2 separate regions of the Homo sapiens genome follow, and region 1 is linked to region 2. Evidence: chromatin contacts called from ENCODE Hi-C or POLR2A ChIA-PET data. All regions are on one chromosome and are shown on one strand. The core of a region is the stretch at or near the end of the contact, and the rest is flanking DNA. Distances in the headings are between cores, read along the strand shown.

Region 1 (6,876 bases), core at 4,343-6,842, 260 kb before region 2:
GTAATACAAAATCATTTGAGTCTCAGTGGCTGAACTACTGTTAGTCTACATCTGTGCCATTCAAAGCAGTGTCTTTCTTTTATATATATATTTACGATTAGACGATGAAAAAATACTAACACCTTTGGATAATGTTTAGAGTTGAAAAGAATCTTGGGGTAGAGCCGATGTTATCAAAACCTACAGTTATCTTCTGAGCACTGGTCACCTGTATCTGGGAACAAATGGGCTTAAGAGTTTGGAAATTAAGCAGCAAATAAGTAAGAAGTTTTGGTACTCTATACAACTACCATTCAAGGTTGGTTATGAGAACTAAATGATGCCGTATTAGCCATGGTCAAAGAAAAAAAAAGAGAGAAGAGAGAATTAAACGAGACAAGACAGATAGAATATGTAGCATATTCTTGCAACCCTTCAAGAAATTTCAAAGCAACCTGTGTGTATACTTTGCAAGTCAATTTTTTTTAAGTTAGATTAGAAATTGTTCTTTGAGGGAGCAGCTTTATAAAAGACTTGATCTGATCTATAAAATTGGACCATAAAACCAACTGAACTTAGTCCACTAGTATTTAAGAAAGTGATGTCTGAGATGAATAATTACAAGTCTACCAACCAATTTTCTTCATGATGAAGAAGGGTAGCCATAAGAAACTTACCTGGAAAGCAAACAAAACACATAAAATTGGATCTAATTCAGAGTGGTAAACAATTTTAATGTTTATGGAGACTGCCTGGATTTGACATTGAGAAAATTCAGCTAAGAATGGCATTAAATGTAATCCTAAGTATTGGAGTTAGGCTGGGTCAAAACTGACCATAAATTCTGAGAAGACTCCAAAACTTTTCCTCAAGCTAGTTCTATGGGACAAAGCATTAAAAAATCCCTGAGAAATATGCCAGCATCTGCCCTCAATTCCAAAAGCAGGAAGCAAAGATGTGACCCAATCACATGATATCAAACCACAGTCCATCTGTTCAGAGAACTCTGTGTTACGTAAGCCATGACCAAGGAAGAACTGCAAAAGGCAAGAGGTGTGTCGACATTTGCAAGGGGCTCTGTGGTTTGAAGAGACACGTTCTCACATCAGAAGGGCCATCCATAGGATAATGGCATTTTCAAAATTCCATTTATTACACATGAACATATTTGGTGCAATAAAATGACACTACAAGAATGGTGTTGAGTCCCTGTAACTGCTCAACTAAGGCCTAGAACCTTTTGACAGGGGTCTTCCCTACATGAGCGGCCCTCCTCACAGGAACAAGATTTATCTTCCTCTTGATTATTTTTATGTCAATTCCTCTCTTAATTTCAACAACAAAGCGGATCATCTAATATTCTAAACCAAAGCCTTCTAACTACACCCCAATTCAATTAACTGTACTTACTCAAGACCATCTTCCAAACTACTATAGGCCTACTTTTCTCAATCAATAAGTATATACCAGGTCCTTTTATCAGCAATTAAAAAAAAATTGACCTTTTCCTTGAGAACTTTAAGGCTTTAATCATTCCCCCTCCCTTCCACCTTTAGAATTCACTTTTCATAAATTCTGTGAAGTTCAAGGCCTACTTCACTTAAGGAAGTCACTCATCCCTTCGTGGATGCCAACCACCTATCCCAACCCTGTCCCACTCCCACCTCCAAGTCCTTCACATTTTAAAGCACCATATAGGGCACAAGATATGGAATCAGAAAATCAAAGTTCCTGTCTCTGTTCTGCCCCTGTGCCACCCTAAGAAATTCACCTGAGTCGTTTTTTCATCTGTAAATTGAAGTGATAATATACTTAGGACTTCCACCATTTGAATGCCTAGTCCTACTGGGCATCCCATAATGTTATTCTCCCTCACTCATTCCACTTTGATTACTTTTATGTTTTGTTTCCAGCTATGTACTATAGCTTTTAGGATTGGGGAAAAAATGATAGAGGTTAATACATCCAAATTCCACAGTACAGAATAAGGAACCTAACTCTGAAGAGTAACTTGCCAGTCAGTCAGTAAAAGCCTTGTTTCCTCCCTTGGAGTAGGCCCCAGGACAGTTGGGGACACAACTTCAAAAGAACTTTCACACTCATCAAATCCCCCTCTGAATTCTACCCACCCTTCAAAGTCAGTGTAAGTCCTAAAGTGTCCAAGAAGCCTCCCCCAATCATTCCAGCTTACACTAATCATTTCCCTTTTTGAATACTAATGCCTCCCTATAGAAATGATATTAAAAATATTTAACAACTGGCACTACAAGGGTACCAACCAATCAGAAAGGATGTTTAACCAAAACACACATGGCCCAGTGGGAACTGCTTATTGAACATCAGTCCTGCTCTTTAGCAACAACACAGAATAGCAACCTCAAACTCAAATACCACTTTCTCATGTGATCTTCACAATCTCATGAATTAGGCAAAAGTAGGTATTGCCCCATTTTCTGCATAACTGCTGGTGAAGGTAGGACAAATAACCAATTGCTTTCAACACGCCATACAACTTTTCCTGATTATTTATACGGAATTACAAGTTAATATTGCATAAACTGGACTTACATAAAACAGTATAAATATTAAAGGAATGCTCAAATAGAAATCAACAAGCATTTATGTGGAATAGAATATAAAACACAGTGCTAAGTTCTGAGGCCACAAAAGAAAGAAATGGCATGAATCTTGTCCTCTGGGTACCTATAACGCATTCAAGTAGAGTTAAGTAGCAGCACAGGCAGTAGAAATGGACAACACAAACTGTTAAGTGTTGCAGAGTTCTGGAAGACAAAGAATTCAAGAACTAAACCAGCACAGGAAGTCAGGGCTGAGAACTTCTCGCACTCCCAAAAAAAGGGGCAAAACTAAATGTGTAGTGAAAAGGCTGAACAGTCAGGAGTCAGTGAGAAAGAGAAATTGCTCGAAGGTCTGCAGTAATGAGAAATGAGATCCCTGGTAGGATACTCAGAGATGGCCCCAATCATAAGCTGCTAAGTGTTGTTCTAAGTGCTGAATACAAATGGGAAATCTTATAAACCTTCACGGGGAAGGCTGAGGAAGATTAGTTTGGCAGTAGCCATAGAAAAGCCTAGATGAGAAAAACATGGGAAAGCAACTAGATTTGGAGGATAACAGGCAGGATTAAGCTGAAGGCTGCATACCAAGAAAGGAGGAGACATTCAAGAGGCATTCATAGAAGAGTTGGATTGGGGGCACGTTTTCAAAGAAAAAAAGTTATGAAATGGCAGAAAGGAAGCAAATAGCATTCTCAGATGGGATATACATATAGACATAGTGGTACTAAACTGTGCACTAGGGATAAGGAATCAATTTCCCTAGAGAAACCTATGTTGGAGACAGAAGTTGGGCAGAGAACATTAAAACATACTCAGAACATAAAAAGGTGCAAGTCTTTAAAAGGGAAGCCAAGTTACAGAGGAAATAAAAAGCATTTGACCTTTTTCAGAATGTTTTTTAAGGGTGGACTGAGGCATCATCATAACCAACAGGGGAGGCAGACAAGCTGAGGCAGTCTGGGCTTAGAGTAATAAGCACCTGGACAGCTTTGTATTTTGTGCATACCATGGAGACTGTAAACTCCTCCAGGACATGGACTGAGCAATGTTCTGTGTCTTCAACTAAGTCCACTACTGTTACTTGAATACATGAACGCTTCTTGTGCTACTTCTGGTGGAAAAGAGTGCACTGTGTTATTCAAGTTAATAGCGGTGTGGAAATGTTACCTGTGTTTCATGCCTAACTATACTGATTCTCCCAAATGTCCACACAGTTATCCTGCCTTCCTCCCTAGGCCAATGTCAAAAATCCATTGTTTCCTCTAATGCAGGCCCACGTGAAGGGACTCAACAATGTGCTAAGAGTCGGAATGAAGCCTATCTGATACTCAAATCATGAGGACAGAATCCAAAGTGGATAATAAAGACCAATTGCTCATCAGACGACTGAAGAAGAAAAATGGGCTACGCCAGATAGTATGATGTATACATATTTATATATATATATGACATACAGGTTTGGGAAACTGAGATCTGAGTGAAAATCCTAGCTTTAGCACTTAAGTTATTGGGTACTTAACGTGTCTGTACCCCACTTTGCACATCTGTAAAGTGGGGCAAATGCCACTACTCCTGGGAGTTTACTTGTGGTGATTAAATAATGTAATTATACAATAGTGTATGCATTTACATCGTAGTAATGCACAATACATAGACGGTAGCTATTAGGACTGATTATAATCGTCACCGTCAGTCTTGATTTTTTAAAAAAATTTCAACATCTTTTGTCCAGTTTCAGAAACAGAAATGTACTTTCACTGCATTTTAGTTGCTAACACTGAGGCTGTGTATTTTAGCTTCTAGTGTCTCAGTTCAGCTGCTAACGAAGTTTTTCACTCATCCCTTTGTGGATACCAACCACCTACCCCAACCTGATTTACTATTTTGAAAAATCCAGCCAACAGTCTTCCTTGAAAACCAGCTATACAGATGTCTGAATCAAACTATTAACTGTCACTCAAGAAAAGGAACAACGTGAGTGATGTTCCTTCGAGGAAATAAAAAGCGTTTAATCAATTCACAGTCGTTCCCAAAATTTCCAAAACCCGCAGAATGAGCAAACGTTCAAGTTTCCACTATGAAAACAATCCGTAGCCGTCTGGTTACTGGACTCACTTCAACACTCCCCAGACGCACGAAAGAAGAAACATTCCGCGCATCTCCGCGCTTCCTTCTTCTCACACAAAGCCCCCCTGGCTGGAGGAGCAGCCCCTTCCAGCAGGGTCGGCTCGGGTCGAGCCGGGCGGGAGTCAGGGCGGCCTGCGGACCCAGGGGTCTCACCACACGTCGCCCCCGACTCCCACTGGACGAAGCCCTAGAGGCTCGGAGCTCACACCCCGCCCGGGAGCCGCCTTCCACCCCAACCTCAAACCCCGCCCCGGGTTCGGCAGCCTCTGGCACGGACCCTCTTGGGGCGGGGGTCCCCAGAACAAGGTCACGCCGTGCCCAGGGGGCGGCGGCGGGCAGCCACGGCTCTGCCAGTCCCCGCCGGCCTCGCACTCTCCGCCCCTGGCCCTCGCCCACTCACACCCCAGAGGGCAGCCCCGGACCTCGGACGACTCCGCCCGACTCCACCTCCCCGGGGAGTCCCGAGCGGGGCGGCCTCGGGCAGCCGGACACGTCCGCCCGCGCCCGGACACACGCCCCTGCCCCGCCTCCGCTCCCCGCTTGCGGTTCGCCCGGCAGCCGCCGAGCCGCGCGGCGCCACGAGAGCCCGGCCCGGGCCCCGGCGCCGCCACCTGCGCCCCCGGCCCCGCGCCATGTTTGAGAAAGAGCAGGAGCGAGCCAGAGGCCGGGTCCGGCCCGCGCGCCCCGCAGTCGCCCGCCCGCCGCGCCGCCGCTCACCCGTCGCCCCCGGGAGCAGCGCCGCCGCCGCCGCCGCCGCCGCCGCCAGCACGAGGAGGAGCAGCCGGGGACGCGGAGCAGCGACCGCCGCCTCCATGGTCCCGCCGCCACCGCCTGTGGCCCGGCCCGGCCCGGCCGCGCCGCTGCCTCACCCCAGCAAACCTCGCCTCGCCCCACCTCCCTAGCCGCCGCGGCGGCCTCGCTCCGGCCCTTTGTAACTGCTCGGAGGACGCGCGTCCATTGGCTGCCGGGCTCCCGCCGGCCCCGCCTCCCCGCCGCCGCGAGCTGCCAAGCGGGACCCAGCCGGGAGCCCCGCCTGCGGGCCCGCCAGGCAGCCAATCCGCAGCCGCGAGCGCCGGTTTCTGGCCACGCCCCACGCTCCCCGGGGGCTGGGCCGCCAGACCCCAGCCCCGGCCCGATCGGCTCCCGGCTCCGAGAGGCCGCGTGGGGGCGGGGTCTGCCAGCCCCAGCACCGCTCAGCCGCTAGCCCCGGAGGGCCGGGTAGAGCGATGGGTGTGTCTGTGTGAGTCTCTTTCGGAAAAAGGCTGTGGCCGTTCGACGCTCTTTTCTTCTAACCTCCTCTAGGCGCGGAAGATCTGGTACTGCCTCAGCCCCACCCTGACCCCATTCACAGCTCCGCATTGGCAATCCCAGCACATGCCACCCAGATCCGCTGCAGCGCCAGGCCCCTGCATCCACTTCAACTTCCCCTCTCCAAGTCCACGCATCAACTTCAGCATTCCCCCGAAGATCCCTCCTCAGTGCCCTTCACATGCGACTCACTCTCCTATTTCCTCCTGCTCCCAGCGGTCACCCCAAACCCAGCTCCCCCACCCAGTTCCAAACCCAGAAAGTCCTCAGATCCCAGCGTCAGACCCAGATCCTGAGCCCAAACACACCCCCAAATAGCCTCCCGCCTCCCTCCAGCACAGATCCAGGATGGGGATCCAAGCCGCACTCCTCTCAAACCCCTTCCCGATCCAGGTTGGAAAGGGAGGATCCCCACCCCAACCCCTCAAAGGAGGGGTTCCCCCTTCTTAGCACCCAGCTCCCGCGGGGCGGAGGGGGAGCAGTCATCATTACTTTGAGCTGTGTCTGACACTGCTGTATAATAATCCTGAGGTGTCACTAAAAACCCAAATAAACTCTACGTTTTCATTCTGAATTCCTAATTTACTGCGAGACGCTCCACCCACCTTCCCTCTGCGACGCCAAAATGAGCTCCAGATTTGTAATTCTTCCTGTCAGACTAGTCCTTTCTTCAGACACAAACACAGCCAAGGAGGCTGTTACGTAGAACAGAGAATATTTTTCCGCAGAACCTTTTAAGGAGGAAATTTTATTTTCTGTGTCATTTGAGCTTAGAATTAAATAAACCTTGATAGCAGGAATCAGAATGGTTCTGATTAATGCCAATTTGTGCACTACTTTAGAGTCACTGGGTGAGCATTTTCCCCACCTGTGAAGGCTTCCT
Region 2 (6,806 bases), core at 3,564-6,063:
TCATGTGTTTTGCTGAGTTGCCTCTTCTGTGTCTCACCTGACCAACACACCCAAACCTACCTTCTTCCCCCGTCAGGGCTCTCCTGGAGAGGGGCTGTCTTGGTAGGAATAAACTGAGCAGGTCAGACAAGAGCCACAAAGGCATCTTCCAGTATAAACCAAGTTTTCTGTGAGAGGAACACCCTGTCATGGGTTGGACACCCAGGCATTAGGCTGTCTGCCAGGATGAAGTGTCCCATGAAAGACACACTATAAACATTCATGACCAAATCCCTAGAGCCCTGGCAGGGCAGGGCTAGAGTTTTTACCCATGCTCTTGAGACAGACCTCAAGACCAAATTAGAGGAAACTACAACAGAGTCCTAGAAGGCGAAACAATCTGCCAATCTGCCACAGCTGGGGCTGGCCCCCAGGACTCCAACTCCACACATCAGCCCTGGATTCACACCTGCCAGGGAGGCAGGTGGGGGCAGGTGGGGGCAGGTGGGAACCCACTCGGGTACAGTGAATAGATGTGTGAATTCCCTCACATCCCTATGGGCTTTTTCTCAGGCTCTTCACCCATCGGTGAAGAGAACGTTTTCTCGAGATGTTGTAAATTCCCTCCCAGTCTGTGTAAAGATTTCCCTTGACACCCCCCAAAATATGATTTCTATTTTATATTGACTGTTTTCGAGCCTAAAAATGACCGAATGTAAGCGGATGCAGGAGTTAGAGGGGCGACTTCTCAAGCAAAACTAATTAGCTGCCATGCTCGGCAGACTCTCCAGACATGCAACCTCTGCAGCCTCCCTGCACTCTTGATGGATTTTGTCAGCATTAATTTTATGTCTGCCTGAACTGTCTCCCTGCATCTGGGAGGGCCCAACACCCCTTCATCAAGCTCACACTGATGTGACAGAAACGGTGGGGAGGGGAGACAGGGTAGGACTTCCTAACTCATGGGTTGAGGGGGGGCATTGCGTCTGTTTTCACAAGTTCCCACAGCGGTAGGAAGGGAAGCTTGGCCCACACTGCCTCACATTTATGAGAACTGAGCTGTGTCGAAAGCTATTCCTGCCTGCTAAAGAGCTGTTTAATCCCATAAAGATTTTAAAAAGCTAAACTACTTAATATTTATTTTTGAATAAATATTAAAGTACATTTCTGAAAATAGAAGCTGATATTTAATAAGCCCATACTGTGGGCCAGTGTCAGGGGTGTTCAAACCACAGTAACTCCATCTTGAACAGGGGCTGGGTAAAATGAGGCTGAGACCTGCTGGGCTGCATTCCCAGGAGGTTAGGCATTCTTAGTCACAGGATGAGATAGAAGGTCAGCAGAAGATACACGTCACAAAGAACCCGCTGATAAGACAGGATGCAGTAAAGAAGCCAGCCAAAACCCACCAAAACCAAGATGGGATGAAAGCAACCTCTGGTGGTCCTCACTGCTTATTATACATTAATTATAATGCATTCACCTGCTAAAGACACTCCCCCCAGCACCATGACAGTTTACAAGTGCCATGGCAATGCTAAGAAGTTACTCTATATGGTCTATGAGAAGGAGCCCTCAGTTCTGGGAAGTCCTCGCCCCTTTCTCAGAAAACTCATGAATCATCCACTCCTTGTTTAGCATATAATCAAGAAATAACTACAGAAATAGCCCACCAGTAGTCCTCGGGGGTACTCTGGACCCCCAAGAATGGAATAGCCATTCTTGTTTCTTTACTTCTCTAATAAACTTGCTTTCACTTTACTCTTTGGACTCACCCTGAATTCTTTCTTGTGCGTAATCCAAGATCCAGATCCCTTTCTGGTAACACCAGGGCCTAAGCCCTGACCTGCTATGTGTTATTTAATCCTCACAGCTATCCCATATCTTGGTTTAATTATCCCTGTTTTTCCAATGAAGAAACTGAAGTACAGATAAGTTAAGTTGCATCAGATGGATTCGAGCCAGCCCAAGCCAAGTTGTTTCTGGGTAAATGTTAAACTGGTCCTTGACAGGATCTGAGTGGAGAATGTATGTCAAAAAGAGCCTGAGACACAAATTGATACCTTTTAATCAATTCCACGTGTATCTTCATCGCTCCCATCTGATTGGTCCTGTAAACCAAAAACTATCTGAGACAGGTCTCAATCCATTCAGAGGTTTATTTTGCCAAGGTTAAGGATCATGGCCTGTGACACAACCTCAGGAGGTCCTGAGAATATGTGCCCAAGGTGGTTGGTTACAGCTTGATTTTACACATCTTAGGGAAACAGAAGTTACAGGCAGACATAACTTGGTTTGGCCTGGAAAGGCGGGACATCTTAAAGAAGGGGGCGGGGGGCGGGGCTTCCAGGTCACACGCGAATGCGAAGATTTCCTGATTGGCAATTGGTTGAAAGAGTTAAGCTCTGCCTGAAGAGTCCAAGTCAGCTGAACTAAGTAAGGGGTGGGGTGGGGTGGGGTGGGGTGGGGGGGATGGTGGGTGGAAGCCAAGGTTCTTATGTAGATGAAGCTCCAGGTAGCAGGCTTCAGAGAAAATAGATGTGAAGGTCTCTTATCAGACCTTAAAAAGTGTCAGACTCTCCTGAAAAGACCTAGTTAGGGAAGGAGATTCTCTACAGAATGTAAATTTCCCCCGCAAGAGACAGCTTTGCAGGGCCATTTCAGAATATGTTAAAGAAATATATTTTGTGGCAAAATACTTGGATTTCCTTCAGGGTCATAGGATGTTATACCAGTCAGGTTGGAATTTGGTATGTGTTGCTACAAAGAGTCTGTTTGGTCCATCTTAAGAGATCTGTTTTAACGTGAATGCCAGTCAGTTGTCTTTAAACTCCAAAGGGAGGAGAGGGTAATGAGGCTTGTCTGGATACTGCTCCCTTCTCATCATGGCCTGAACTAGTTTTTCAGTTCTGAACTAGGTTCAGGTTTTTTTGGGATCTTCTTGGCCAAGAGAGGAGTCCATTCAATCAGATGGGGGACCCCAGAATTTTATTTTTTATTTTTTGAGGCAAAGTCTGGCTCTGTCGCCCAGGCTGGAGTAGAGTGGCGCGATCTTGGCTCACTGCAACCTCCGCCTCCTGGGTTCAGGAGACTCTTCTGCCTCAGCCTCCGGAGTAGCTGGGATTACAGGCGCATGCCACCACGTCCAGCTAATTTTTGTATTTTTAATAGAGACGGGGTTTCGCCATGTTGACCAGGCTGGTCTCGAACTCCTGACCTCAAGTGATCTGCCCTCCTTGCCCTCCCAAAGTGCTAGGAGTATAGGCGTGAGCCACCGCACCCGGCCCTAGAATTTTATTTTTGGTTTACAGTACAAAAAGATCTGCAGTCAGTGTTCTCACATCTTTTTAATCATTCATATTGACTTAATCAGGTTGACAAAATCTCAGGGTTGGTCTGGGATCATTCACAAATCAGAATTACTCAGAGAAATTTTCACAGCAGTTGCAGCAGCACAAACTCTAACGCTGATTTAAATTAATAACTGTTATTAATGAACAAACTTGAAAAAGGAATTTCATATAGAACATTACATTTCTCCCTGACACTACCGTATCATAAAAATTAAAAATGATATAAACATGTTTTAAAGTCATAGTGGTAGAACCAGCCACACTACAGTGCGGCATTGTTAGAAGTTCGCTCTCAAGTTGACTCAGCTTAGTAAAGCAAATTGTTCTCTGAGATTTCAGCTTTGGTTAGTCCTCTTTGGCTGACATGAACATTATGGAGTGTTAACTGTGGTAGCAACACATAACCAAAAAGCATTCTTTTTAAAATACATCTAGAAGATCTCAATGACCTGAATAAATCAATACAATGTTCCTAGTGACAGTCTCTCTATACTGGGAAAACTTTAACCCCGCAGCTGAGGTATTATCAGTTAATGCAAAGTACGTTGCTTGAACCTGATTTCCACCCATGCAGATATCTTCGTACCTGGGAATTCTTGTAAATACCAAAATAAAATCTTTATCTTTTTTGCTAATGAGAGTAAAAGGCACGACTGTAAAATATACATCTTGATAGAAAAATATTATAAGGTTTTAATTTTCTAAATACCAAGGGTTAACATCTTACGATTACCCTTTGAAAATAGGGTATTTTGGAACATTTAAAAAGTTCTCAAAATAAGTACAAAGCTTATTCACATTTTTACTAAATCCAACACAACTTTCACAAATGGCAAAATGATTGCCTCTTCAAAGCAATGCAGCCTAGTTTTTGGTGGGTTCTGGTCACTGCTTAGCTAAGTCTTTGTTGGGCAGAGTCCTGGCTCCACAGTCTCCTTCGATGGGCTCCTTGATACACGAGGCTTCATAACATGCGCTCTTTGAAGAACCATTTCTGATGATCCGAGTTGGTGCAGTCTCGTAAGAGTGGAACGAAACTGTCACTCGACTCCTTCCTCGCAGCCTGGACACATTTCTTGGACTGTTCGTGAAATAAAGATCCATCCTACAAAAGATAACAGAATGACAGGCAAGTCATCAGAAAAGTCTCTTTTTCCTAAAGACATGTTTTAAAGAGATCAGGGTCTGATTTTTACCATTTCAGAAATATTTATTGAGGGGTAAGTGTCTTCCGTGTAACGCAGCAACTCAGGACTGTCCCGGGGACACAGCACCAGGCTTGTACAGGCTGCGTCCCGCTTGCCTCTCACAGGACCGATGGTGCCACCTGCTGGCTGCTCTGGGCATGTGTCATACCCTACATCTCCCTATTGCATTTGGCTTCCTTCAGGGAAATCAGGAACAAAGATCCTTTGTTTATCTCTTTCACTCCTCTTAGGTCAACTCATTCCGTGCAGGGTGATCTCTTTCTCTTAGGTATTTAAACAGAGTGTGGAAACTTGGCTGTAGTCCCAGCTCAGCCACAGACCAGATGGATGAGGAAGCCAGTCACTTGGCCTGAGCTACTCACCTGTCACACATCAGAGAATCAGTGGGTTATATGCCTTGTGCCAATTCCCAAACCCCAAAGACGATGGTCTTCTTTAATGACCTCCTGCTTCTCTCCTTTCTGCCAGCCCTTGCTCAATTATCTCAGCAAGTCTCTCTCTCAGGCCTGGTGTTTATCTTTTCCCTCTGCCTCTCTGTTATAAGCTGTATGCAACGAACTTAATCATGGCTGAGCAGCAAACAGGCAGAGTGAATAACAACATCAGTGAAAAACCTTTGTGATGTGCTGTTCACTAAATGGAACTTTTTTCATTCAAAAAAATCCAAACTCATGTTTTGTAGAATCCAAGAAATGACATTTCAGAGGTTTTTAGGCCTACATAAGAAAATACAAGGCTGGGCACAGTAGCTCACGCCTGTAATCGCAGCACTTTGAGAGGCTGAGGCAGGTGGATCACTTGAGGCCAAAGAGCTCAAGACCAGCCTGGCCAACATGGCAAAACTCCATCTCTACTAAAAATACAAAAAATTAGCTGGGCGTGGTGGCGGGCGCCTGTAGTCCCAGCTACTCAGGAGACTGAGACAGGAGAATCGCTTGAACCCAGGAGGCAGAGGTTGCAGTGAGCTGAGATTGCACCCCTGCACTCCAGCCTTGGTGGAGCAAGGCTCCGTCTCAAAAAAAAAAAAAAAAAAAAAAGATCCAGCCCTAAGAACTAAGCTTTCTATTATGGTCTAGTGAATATAAGTGGGGACATTTCCTTCAGAATTCACATATGTTTCTGTTCAATATATATTTGTTTTATATATATATATTTAGGGCATGACTGATGAAATATAATAAATCAAGCTGTATCCTTTTCACATATGAATCAAAGTATTAAGCGTCCTGAAGAAAGGTAAAAAATCCAATTCAGTATCCTTCTTCCCAGCCTCCTGAACAAACTTCCTTTTCCTTAAATGGTCACTGAAATTTAAGATAAAATTTTTGATATGTCAAACTGATTTTATTGTTTCTAGTGTCCACTACCATTCCTTGAGGGCTTACAATGGCTTCTGGTTGGGAGAAAGATGGGAAGAGGAGGACATTCAAGAAGATCAGAGACGTCTGGGGTGTGCAGAAGTATTTTTCCTTCTTATTTTCCTGTATTCAATAGGTAACACCATGGTGTGTGGCTTTTCTGGGCAGCCTGCAAATGTCATTGCTAGTGACAACATTTTTCTGCAGGAAAACATATTCCAGCTTTTAATCATCTTTAGAATAAACCCATTTATAAGCAGTATATTGGGAGTGAAAGCTGCCCAGGGAGATAAAAAACAATGAATTTTTTTCTTTCAAATGATTTTCTTTGGATTTATTCCCTCACATGCTTTTTAGTGAGTCAAAGGATATGATCGATTTACAAGTCCTGATGCAAGCTGACTGCAAGTGTGGTGGGGCCAGCACCCTCAGGTCTGAGGTAACCCTCAGTTTCAAATCAACTGTGACTATCCAGGGAGACTACTCTATCAGAGGTGTTTTCTTGGTTATAATACCACAAGCAACAACTAATCTCTATCGAGCTTTATAGTTTCCAAAGAATATTTCTGGCTATGCATCTAATCCTCAGTAAAGTAAGTCTGCTATTATTGCACCTTTTTTTTTTTTTTTTTTTGAGACGGAGTCTCGCTCTGTCTCCCAGGCTACAGTGCAGTGGCATGATTTCGGCTGACTGCAACCTCCGCCTTCCGGTTCAAGTGATTCTCCTGCTTCAGCCTCCCAAGTAGATGGGACTACAGGGGCATGCCACCACACCTGGCTATTTTTTTTTTTAAGTAGAGATGGGGTTTTGCCATATTGGCCAGGCTGGTCTCGAACTCCTGGCTTCGGATGATCCACCTGCCTTGGCCTCCCAAAGTGCTGGGATTACAGGCGTCAGCCACTGTGCC

The links. Hi-C counts contacts between places; a loop is a spot of excess contacts on that map. ChIA-PET counts read pairs that join two places held with the same protein, here RNA polymerase II (POLR2A). Pooled maps may share reads with other maps.
Region 1: a map of HepG2 shows a loop between it and region 2 (25-fold over the local background). The contact joins the promoter of TGFBR1 here to the enhancer-like site in region 2. A Hi-C loop is called at or near these places in 1 of 168 maps with a recorded cell type or tissue (HepG2) and 10 of 50 pooled maps. POLR2A ChIA-PET finds 5 or more read pairs at or near these places in 2 of 52 experiments (AG04449 and activated CD4-positive, alpha-beta T cell).

Annotation. Positions count from the first base shown.
Region 1 is chr9:99,103,829-99,110,704 of GRCh38, reverse strand. TGFBR1 (transforming growth factor beta receptor 1) reads right to left here and starts at 5,592. Exons shown (of 9, transcript NM_004612.4): 1 at 5,403-5,592. The coding sequence starts at 5,499. RefSeq lists silencers at 4,865-5,374, 5,465-6,064.
Region 2 is chr9:98,846,583-98,853,388 of GRCh38, reverse strand. It overlaps GALNT12 (polypeptide N-acetylgalactosaminyltransferase 12), which reads right to left. Exons shown (of 10, transcript NM_024642.5): 10 at 3,308-4,437. The coding sequence ends at 4,297. Among named protein-coding and RNA genes, the nearest start is that of GALNT12, 42 kb to the right of the region's middle. RefSeq lists an enhancer at 4,448-4,742. Within about 2 kb of position 4,813, at least 5 of the 41 ENCODE cell types and tissues checked have a DNase peak (open chromatin) inside an H3K27ac peak, as active enhancers do.